2 separate regions of the Homo sapiens genome follow, and region 1 is linked to region 2. A link is a contact called in ENCODE Hi-C or POLR2A ChIA-PET data. All regions are on one chromosome and are shown on one strand. The core of a region is the stretch at or near the end of the contact, and the rest is flanking DNA. Distances in the headings are between cores, read along the strand shown. Region 1 overlaps MIR3681HG (MIR3681 host gene). Region 2 overlaps LPIN1 (lipin 1).

The links. Hi-C counts contacts between places; a loop is a spot of excess contacts on that map. ChIA-PET counts read pairs that join two places held with the same protein, here RNA polymerase II (POLR2A). Pooled maps may share reads with other maps.
Region 1: a map of cardiac septum shows a loop between it and region 2 (2.8-fold over the local background). The contact joins two enhancer-like sites. A Hi-C loop is called at or near these places in 13 of 168 maps with a recorded cell type or tissue (A673, B cell, CD8-positive, alpha-beta T cell and 10 more), 14 of 37 single-sample maps with no recorded cell type and 12 of 50 pooled maps. POLR2A ChIA-PET finds 5 or more read pairs at or near these places in 2 of 52 experiments (PC-3 and activated CD4-positive, alpha-beta memory T cell).

The regions. Positions count from the first base shown.
Region 1 is chr2:12,318,921-12,323,048 of GRCh38, forward strand. All of the region lies in intron 4 of MIR3681HG (MIR3681 host gene), which reads left to right. Among named protein-coding and RNA genes, the nearest start is that of MIR3681, 120 kb to the left of the region's middle. Within about 2 kb of position 2,286, at least 10 of the 41 ENCODE cell types and tissues checked have a DNase peak (open chromatin) inside an H3K27ac peak, as active enhancers do.
Region 2 is chr2:11,821,109-11,825,352 of GRCh38, forward strand. LPIN1 (lipin 1) reads left to right here. Exons shown (of 21, transcript NM_001349206.2): 21 at 3,524-4,244. The coding sequence ends at 3,683. Among named protein-coding and RNA genes, the nearest start is that of MIR4262, 14 kb to the right of the region's middle. Within about 2 kb of position 2,148, at least 7 of the 41 ENCODE cell types and tissues checked have a DNase peak (open chromatin) inside an H3K27ac peak, as active enhancers do.

The DNA of each region.
Region 1 (4,128 bases), core at 1,036-3,535, 500 kb after region 2:
AGGTTAGTAGACTATTTGCAATTCAGCTGTTTTACTGATGTGCATGTTATATAACTGCCACCAGCCATGGGGGAAGCTAGAATCCAAGGCGTCTCAAAATTTTCCACTGTGTACTCAAAGCCAACAGGAGAGAGTGAATGAATACTCCCTTGCTTTATGGTGACATAGCTAAAACTGTCTTTCCAGTAAATACCAGAGTGAGAGGCAATGTAACATAGTGGTTATATTTATGGGTTCTGGGGTAGAGTGTCTTGGATTTGAATCCCTATACGTTTGGGAGCTGCGTGTCTTGGATAACTTCTGTTGCCTCTCTCAGTTTGGATTCTTGTTGGCTTCAACGATTTTATCTTCCTTATTGAGTTACTCTGAAGGTTAAGTTAATAGATGTTAATCCTTAATATATGTTAAGTTCCTCTATTTAAGGGCTCCATAAATGTAAGCTATTGTTTTAAAACAAAACTGTAAGCTCTATGCCTTGTTTTAATTCAGGCAATGTTGCATTTTGCTGTCTCTGTGTCTCTAATACAAAATAATGTTTCCCTCCAAATTTCCAGTAGAATTGACCCTCCCAGGAGAGGTACCATATTTGTGCCTGGATTTGCATAAAACCAGGTTCACTGCCACAGATTCCAAGACTGACCTCACCCTAATGTGAGAAGCACAGTCAGACTGAAGAGAAGGCAGAGATGCTTCCCTACCAAGGCTCCTTGGAGATTTATTGTTGTTTATTTTCTAGATAACTGAGTAAAAACCAATTTTTGTAGGTAATGTTACCATGGAATGGATTACCTAGTTGCTGTAGTTTAATGGGTAATGTCTAGAAAAATATATGTCTCAAAGCTTTGTTGTTTCTAAGGAACTTCACTGGTGACTTTACTTAGTAAGTCAGCACTATGTAGTACAACGGTCACTGTCCAGATCTGGAGATGAAGTAGGTGGAGGGAATTGTGGTGTATGTTGCTTATTACTGTCAAAGAACACTGGCTTCAGAGTCAGGAAACCCGGGGTCTAGGCCTGCCTTTCTCTTGACTTATTCTGTCATTTTGCACTTAGGATTCAAATGCAGGTGCATTGATTCTAGAGCTCATAACCTTGGCTGTTTCTTTATACATCTGATTAAAAGGCTGTGACTACACTGCACATGTCTTTTCTGAGCTTGTGATAGGCCTGCTTATCTCTGCTGGTTTTTACTTTTAAGAAGCCACTGGATTGTTATACAATCAGTAAACATGCATGCTCTCCGTAAATCAATCTGGATCTGCATCTGATCTTTTTCCCAATCACTGGTCGCGCATTTCTGACTGTGTATTAGAAACTCAGTTCCCCATTTGACCTTGTGTTTTCCCACCAGTGGTCACATCTCATGTATGTGACTTCCCCTGTGACTGGCACCTGGCAGGGCCATGGTAAAATTGGTTTATTACCCAAATGCATGAAATCATAAGTCTCTGTACCACTTAAATGAAATGACAATTCTAAATACAAATTTAATTCGTTTGTACTCAAGGAACAATGCCATTTCTATGAACAAGACTAAAAATAAACTGTGAAATGATCTTTATCAGTCAAGAATAAACAAAACAAAACATTGACTACAATCACATCGCTCCAGCGCCAGCGTCATCATTTCAACATCTATTTGGCTTCTTTGCTTCTAGTAACTGTGTGGCTACAATTTATGGTTGTAAATATGGATGAAAGAAAGCATGAAGAGTTTAGAACATAATTGAATTTAAAATGTTCCTTCTGGAAATGTCTGGTCCAAGGACTTAGGATCCAACCTGAGTTCTTTGCATGGGAGATTTGGGGGAATTTGCAAAAAAAAAAAAAAAAAAGAAAAAAGAAAAATACTGATTCGTGACTCAAGGAAAGGGGGCTTATTGATGACTCAATTTTTTTCCTGAAATCAAACTTCTCTTACAAGATGGCATTTGAGTACATTAAAGGTAAATAGCACGGAAACATATGGTTTGAATTTCCCATGAAATGTGAAAGTTTTGATATTAAGGGAGCACATACTTCAGAAAGATAATTTGGCCTCTGCTAAAACCAGAACATTTAAGAAATCCTTCTAGAGACTTTGCCAAAACCCAGGGCCATTGGACTGTTTTTGCCTAGCAGCTTCCACTTCAGCCAGTACCCCTAGTGACCCGGCCAAGTGAAACAGAGAACTCAGCATCTTCTGAGGGGATGTCTGCCAATCTCAACCCTGGTGATATGTTCAAGGGCTTCCAGCTCATCCTGTGAGCCAAGAGAACAATTTGAAAACGCTGGAGTCTCTTAGCATATCTGCTTCGGGTTACTTTGAGAGACAGTGTGTGGGAGCTGCCAGGCTGAGAACAGGATCCATGCTGGAAACTATTTGCAAAAGCCCCACTTCCTTCTGCCAGGCCAGCTTCTCCGCAACCCAGACAGTCTGTGCGAGAACAAAAAAACAAGGACTATTGTCAAATTAATAGCACTCCCTAAAAAAGTATGGCAGGTGGTGAGATTCTTGGCCATTGAGTTCCAGCCAAAACATTTCACATTTTTTTCTCCTGAGGGAGGCACTGGGAGCTTGCTGTGAGTCAGAAGTGTGGGGGCTGCAGCAGAGAGTGGCCGCTTGAGCATCTTGCCTGTTCCTGATGAGAATTAGTCAATTCTTGGAAAGAGGGAAGAGCTCGCCTTGCTCTGCTACCCACTTCCAGATTCTCTGCTCAGCCTTGGGTTGGAGAGTGAGTAATCTAATGTGATTCTGTTTATTCCACTCAATACATATACATTGACTGAGTTATTTATTCAGCATCAGGCTCAATGCTAGGTCCTGGGAAGATAGAAATATATTGGACTCACTATTTTCCCTCAGAGGACTTATGAAACAGTGCAAAATTCCTCTGAATATGTTACAGAACATTCATCCTTGGGGATGAACCATCAAAACTATGCCATGTGCAAAAGTTTTAGAAAACGTTGAATTCCCTCTCATTCTTCATGGATATACACAATGTAATCTCCATGAAGATTCAATGTATCTCCACACTGAAAAGCTCTGTCTTTCAGAAAAGCAACTAGCTTAACAGCTTTCTCAAATTTTTAATGAGTAATACTCTCCCCTAAACACACACACACATTTTTCTCACATGGCTATTACCCACAGCAACTTTAGGAAATAACAGCCCAGTACAAAGAGCCAAACTTATCCTTTCGGGAGACAAAGACGATATTTAAAGATAACCACAAAGTATGGAGTTAGCACAGAGGACAGTGGTAGAAAATCAGAAGACTCTATTGAAGAGATGGGATTCTAAGTAGGTTTTGATAGAAGAATGAAGTTTTTCAGATAGAAAACACAGGGATGACCCTTCCAGGCAAAGAGAAAGTCATGTGCAAGGACATGTTGTTTTCCCGAATGAAGCTCTCTCCCATTTGTAGGAAAGTGGATGGGAGGACAGCAGAGGGAATGCCGAGAAAGGCTAGAACCAGATCTCAAGCTTGTTAGATGCCATACCACTGTTTTCAGCTGTAGGTAAATATTAAAATATGGAAAGACAGCTTTCTTTCTCCTAGTTCAAGTACCTGGTGTTTAACCCAATGTACCTTCTTCATGCATTGTGTGATGTGCTCTTTTCTACTGCATTCAATCAAAGCCATCAAGCCCAATTTTCTATAAAATGAAGGCCTCTGAAGAAAGGGAAGAATGGCTCTGCTGTTCGGGAGCACTCACCCAGGAGGTACCTAGGTGCCTGGGACTGTGCAAACAAACTTGAGAGATGTGTTTATGCAGGGAAAAGTTGAGGTAACTCAATGGCCTATATTATGATGGGAATGCTGAGGAATGAGGCAGATTGGGGTTGAGATTCCAATGGGTGAGCTGGAAATTGTCTGGGAAGGAATGAAACCCACATGGTAATCCTGAACTAAGCAAAATTTGGTGGCTGTTTGCCCTATCAGGCACAAGGTCCTCTAGAAAGTGCAGGAGTCAGGGAGACTGGGGTCTCGTTCCAGCTGAACACAACTTGCTGTGCAAATCATGGGCAGATGGCTTTCCCTGTAAAGTGAAATGGATTAGACCATGAAACTCAAAGAACATTTCAGCTCCAATATACTATAATCTATCCATTGTCAGCAAATGCTCAACATTAAGTTAAA
Region 2 (4,244 bases), core at 898-3,397:
TTGTTGGGAGGTTGGCCCACTGGGTGACATCAGCCCAGGCCGACCCTTGTCTTCCTGCCTTGTCCATTTCAGAGACTACACCTCTTCTGGTCTGGTCTGTGCAGACCTGGAAAAGAGCCTCTGGCAGGCCAGGCACGGTGGCTCATGCCTGTAATCCCAGCACTTTGGGAGGCTGAGGTGGGTGGATCACCTGAGGTCAGGAGTTCGAGACCAGCCTGACCAACATGGAGAAACCCCGTCTCTCCTAAAAATAGAAAAATTAGCCAGGTGTGGTGGTGCATGCCTGTAATCCCAGCTACTCAGGAGGCTGAGACAGGAGAATCACTTGAACTCGGGAGGCAGAGGTTGCTGTGAGCCCAGATCGTGCCATTGCACTCCAGCCTGGGCGACAGAGCTAGACTCTGTCTCAAAAAACAAAAGAGCCTCTGGCCTTAGTGGCCCCAGATAGCCCGAGGGGTTCCTCTTTATCTGGAGGAGTTAGACTGGGGGAGTTTGGTTCTAGGAGATTCCTAAGGATTGGTTTTCTCCATGTAGCTTCTGTGGTTTTAGATAGAGAGATAAGTTCTCTCTAGGGCAGATTTTTACTTTCAAGATGGTCCTTAAACTAGTTGGATTCTAACTGAGTGTCAATAGGGCAGTTCTAGGCTAACAGGAGTCCTGGGGCTGCCCCACAAGACTCCTCTCACCCTGCAGTCATGCCAGTACCCAAGCAGTCCTCAAGGTTTGTGCAGAGAGAGGGGAGGCTGGAGCCAAGGCCCTGTTCCCTCCTGCAGAAGGCGAGGCAGTGCCAGGCTGCTTCCTGATTGGCAGAAAAACAGCAGGAACTTGATTCCTTTCTTAACCCTTCCTTGCGGTTTCTGCCACCTCCACTGTTCTAAGTGGCTGACTGTGACAATGTCTCGTTCCCACTCCCCTCTCATTCCCCAGGCTGGAGAGGACCTACTGGGTTTCTATTTAGGATCTGTGTTATAGTCTGTTTTCATGCTGTTAATAAAGACATGGACCCAAGGCTGGGTAATTTATACAGGAGAAAGGATTTAGGCTGGGCACGATGGCTCATGCCTATAATCCCAGCACTTTGGGAGGCCGAGGTGGGTGGATCACCTGAGGTCAGGAGTTCAAGACCAGCCTGACCAACATGGTGAAACCCTGTCTCTACTAGAAATGCCAAAAAAAAAAAAAAAAAAAAAAAATTAGCCAGGCATGGCAGCTTGCACCTGTAATCCAACTACTTGGAAGGCTAAGGCAGAAGAATCACTTGAACCCAGGAGACGGAGGTTGCAGTGAGCCAAGATCATGCCACTGCCCTCCAGCCTGGGTGACAGAGTGAGACTCCATCTAAAAAAAAAAAAATTAAAAAAAAAAGGGGAGACCTCACAATCATGGTCAAAGGAGGCAAGGAGGATCAAGTCATGTCTTACATGGATGGCAGCAGGCAGAAAGAGAGCTCGTGCAGGGAAACTCCCCCTTATAAAACCATCAGATCTCATGCGACTTTATCACAGGGACAGCATGGGAAAGACCTGCCTCCATGATTCAGTTAACTTCCACTGAGTCCCTCCCACAACACGTGGGAATTCAAGATGAGATTTGGGTGGGGACACAGCCAAACCATATCAGGATCAAAAAGAACTTTGAACCAATGAGACGCTGTCCAGGAATGGGAAAGTGGCAGGTCTTGCCATGCACGCATGGAAAGAGGGACTCCAGCATCTGAGAGGGTTTGGCTAGGTGGCCTCTGCGGTCATTGCATTGACTGAGGCTCTAGGGTTAAAATGCACACCTCGCCCATGGCTTGGCCTAGGGTGGAGCTCTGCAGACTTTACTCATTGCCAGGGGATGTTGACATTTTACACCTGGACTGGAGGCGGGGTTGTTCCTGTGAGAGAGTAAATCTCCTCCCCCAGGAAGCTCACATTTCTCTGGCGCTGAACTTGGTATAGCTATTTCTGAGCCAAGTAGATGCTTGTCATTCAGAACTGGGACAGTCATCTGAAATGTCTTCAGAGGCTGGGGCCACACAGCGGGAGCAGCTCAGTTCTTTTTCCCTTTCGTTTGCGAGTGTCTGTGCGTAAGCTCTGCCTGCTTGGGAGGAGCACTGTGTGTGGAGGTCGGTCTGGGGGAGGCGCGCAGATGGAACTCGGCCTGGCCGCTCAGGGAGTGTGAGAGTGGGTTTGGTTCCAGTGCACCGCGGCCTTGTAGTCAAGCCTGCAGGGAGGGGCCCTGCTGCCGCAGCCACAAACCTCAGACAAATAAGCCTTAAAGCCGGGAGGTATTTTAAAAATCTGTCTGTTTGTTTGAATCCCAAGGAAAGACATAACTCTTGGTTTTGTATTAGGAGACGTCACTTTCCCATTTTGTGCAAGCACACTGTTTCTCATAAGTCCTTTGGAGGTCCTTTATTAAATATACACACTCGGCTTCATTTAGTACATTATTTTATACCTCAGAACATGCACACTTCTGGAGTCTGGATTTTGGAAGTTCCTTTAGGTTCTTAGCAATTTGGAACTAGACAGTGATCAGTGACTGTCAAGGAGGAATCTGGGGATGGCTGGCAGTGGGCTGGGTGTGCCAGAATCTCAGTTTGGAGGTGCCTGGAGGTCTGAACATGCATATTCAATATAGCAATAGCAACTTTCTTTTCATAGTATAAGCCACAGAAACTAACATGCAACATATTTTTGGGCATGCAAATAAAAGAGAGCAAGAGAACGTTGTAGGAAGCATTGGGAAGCCCTGCTCTAATTCAGCTCCACAGACTATAAAGACGAAGGGCTCCAAGAGGGCAAGACAATTGTCCAAGGTTACAGCAAGCAGGAGAGCCCGGGTCTCTTGACCGTCATGCCAACCAGGGCTTTTTTCTCTAAGACGTGTTGATAATTTGTCATTTAGATACATTTGAGCACCCAGTATACATTATTTTAATGTTGCATATGTTATTTTATTTAAATTATCCTTAAAACTGTGGCATAGTTTTTATTTTCCTCCCTTTACAGTGGAGGAAATTGGCTTAGAGAGGTTACGCCATTTGCCCACGATCACGCAGCTAGTAAATGGCAGAGCTGAACATCAAATTAATGTCTCTTTAACCCCAGGACCCAGCTCCTTTTCACTATGCAATGAAGCAATCTCTGTCAGGTGCTCCAAAGATGTGCCTTGTCTGTGATTCTTCCCCCGATGTCCCATATGTGACCCCTGCAGCAGGCGCTATCCCATGGCCATGGTGACTTCCTCCTGCCGTCTTTTGCTTGGCTGTATCTCCTTTACCTGTCCTTCAAGTGAAGTCAGGTCCCACCCACCTCTTCCCCAGAGCCTTCTCTGATGCCTTGTTTGCATACTCTTCATTTTCATCTCTCATTTTCAATTAATCGATAACAAATTATTCTAGAATGACTTGAGTCGTGTCGATAAGTAGGCGGTCTGCTCCTTGAGGTTGTAGATCTCTCTTGACTTCTACGTGCAGCCCTGGGTGCATAGCTGGTATCGCTCAGTGCCAGTGACAATGTCCCTTTCCTTCCAGGTATGTGAGACTCTGTGAAGTAGTCGACCACGTTTTCCCGTTGCTGAAAAGAAGCCATTCTTCAGACTTTCCCTGTTCGGATACCTTCAGTAACTTCACCTTTTGGAGAGAGCCACTGCCACCTTTTGAAAACCAGGACATTCATTCTGCCTCAGCGTAAAATGTCCCAAGCAGCCTCTTGCCAGCAGTGCAGAGCCTGGTTGTCACCCATTAAAGGATAGGTCTCCCCGGAGTGCACAGCTCCACCTGGGAGCCTGGCGCGTCATCATTGGCCTGACAGCAGAGAGAATTGAGAAGCATTTCTCCCCTGCCCCACCCCGGGGCTGACATTTCTAAGCAAGATAGGAAGGGAGCACTTTCTAGGCTAGGAGTTGGGTGCATTTGTACCGTGAAAAGCATTCCTCAGTTGTGGCTTAATGCCAGTTACGACGCTGCCTTTCCGGCCTGCTCCAGCAAGTAGCTACTGGTTCACGTGCAGTTTGGGGCTGTGAAACCTAGGCAGAAGGCGGCTGTCTGAGGGCTGTCCCCGCCTAGGACAGGGTCAATCGAGGAATGCCAGATGTGCACGGTTTTTGGCAAAGTAGGGGGCACATTTCCATTATAGCAATGTTAGTGCCACCACCTTCTGAACACAGTGGGGAGGGCTGTGAAGGCTCATGTGACCTGGATCTGAGGTCTCTGATAGAAATCTGGACGCCACCGGGTCCAGGCCTGGCCTCAG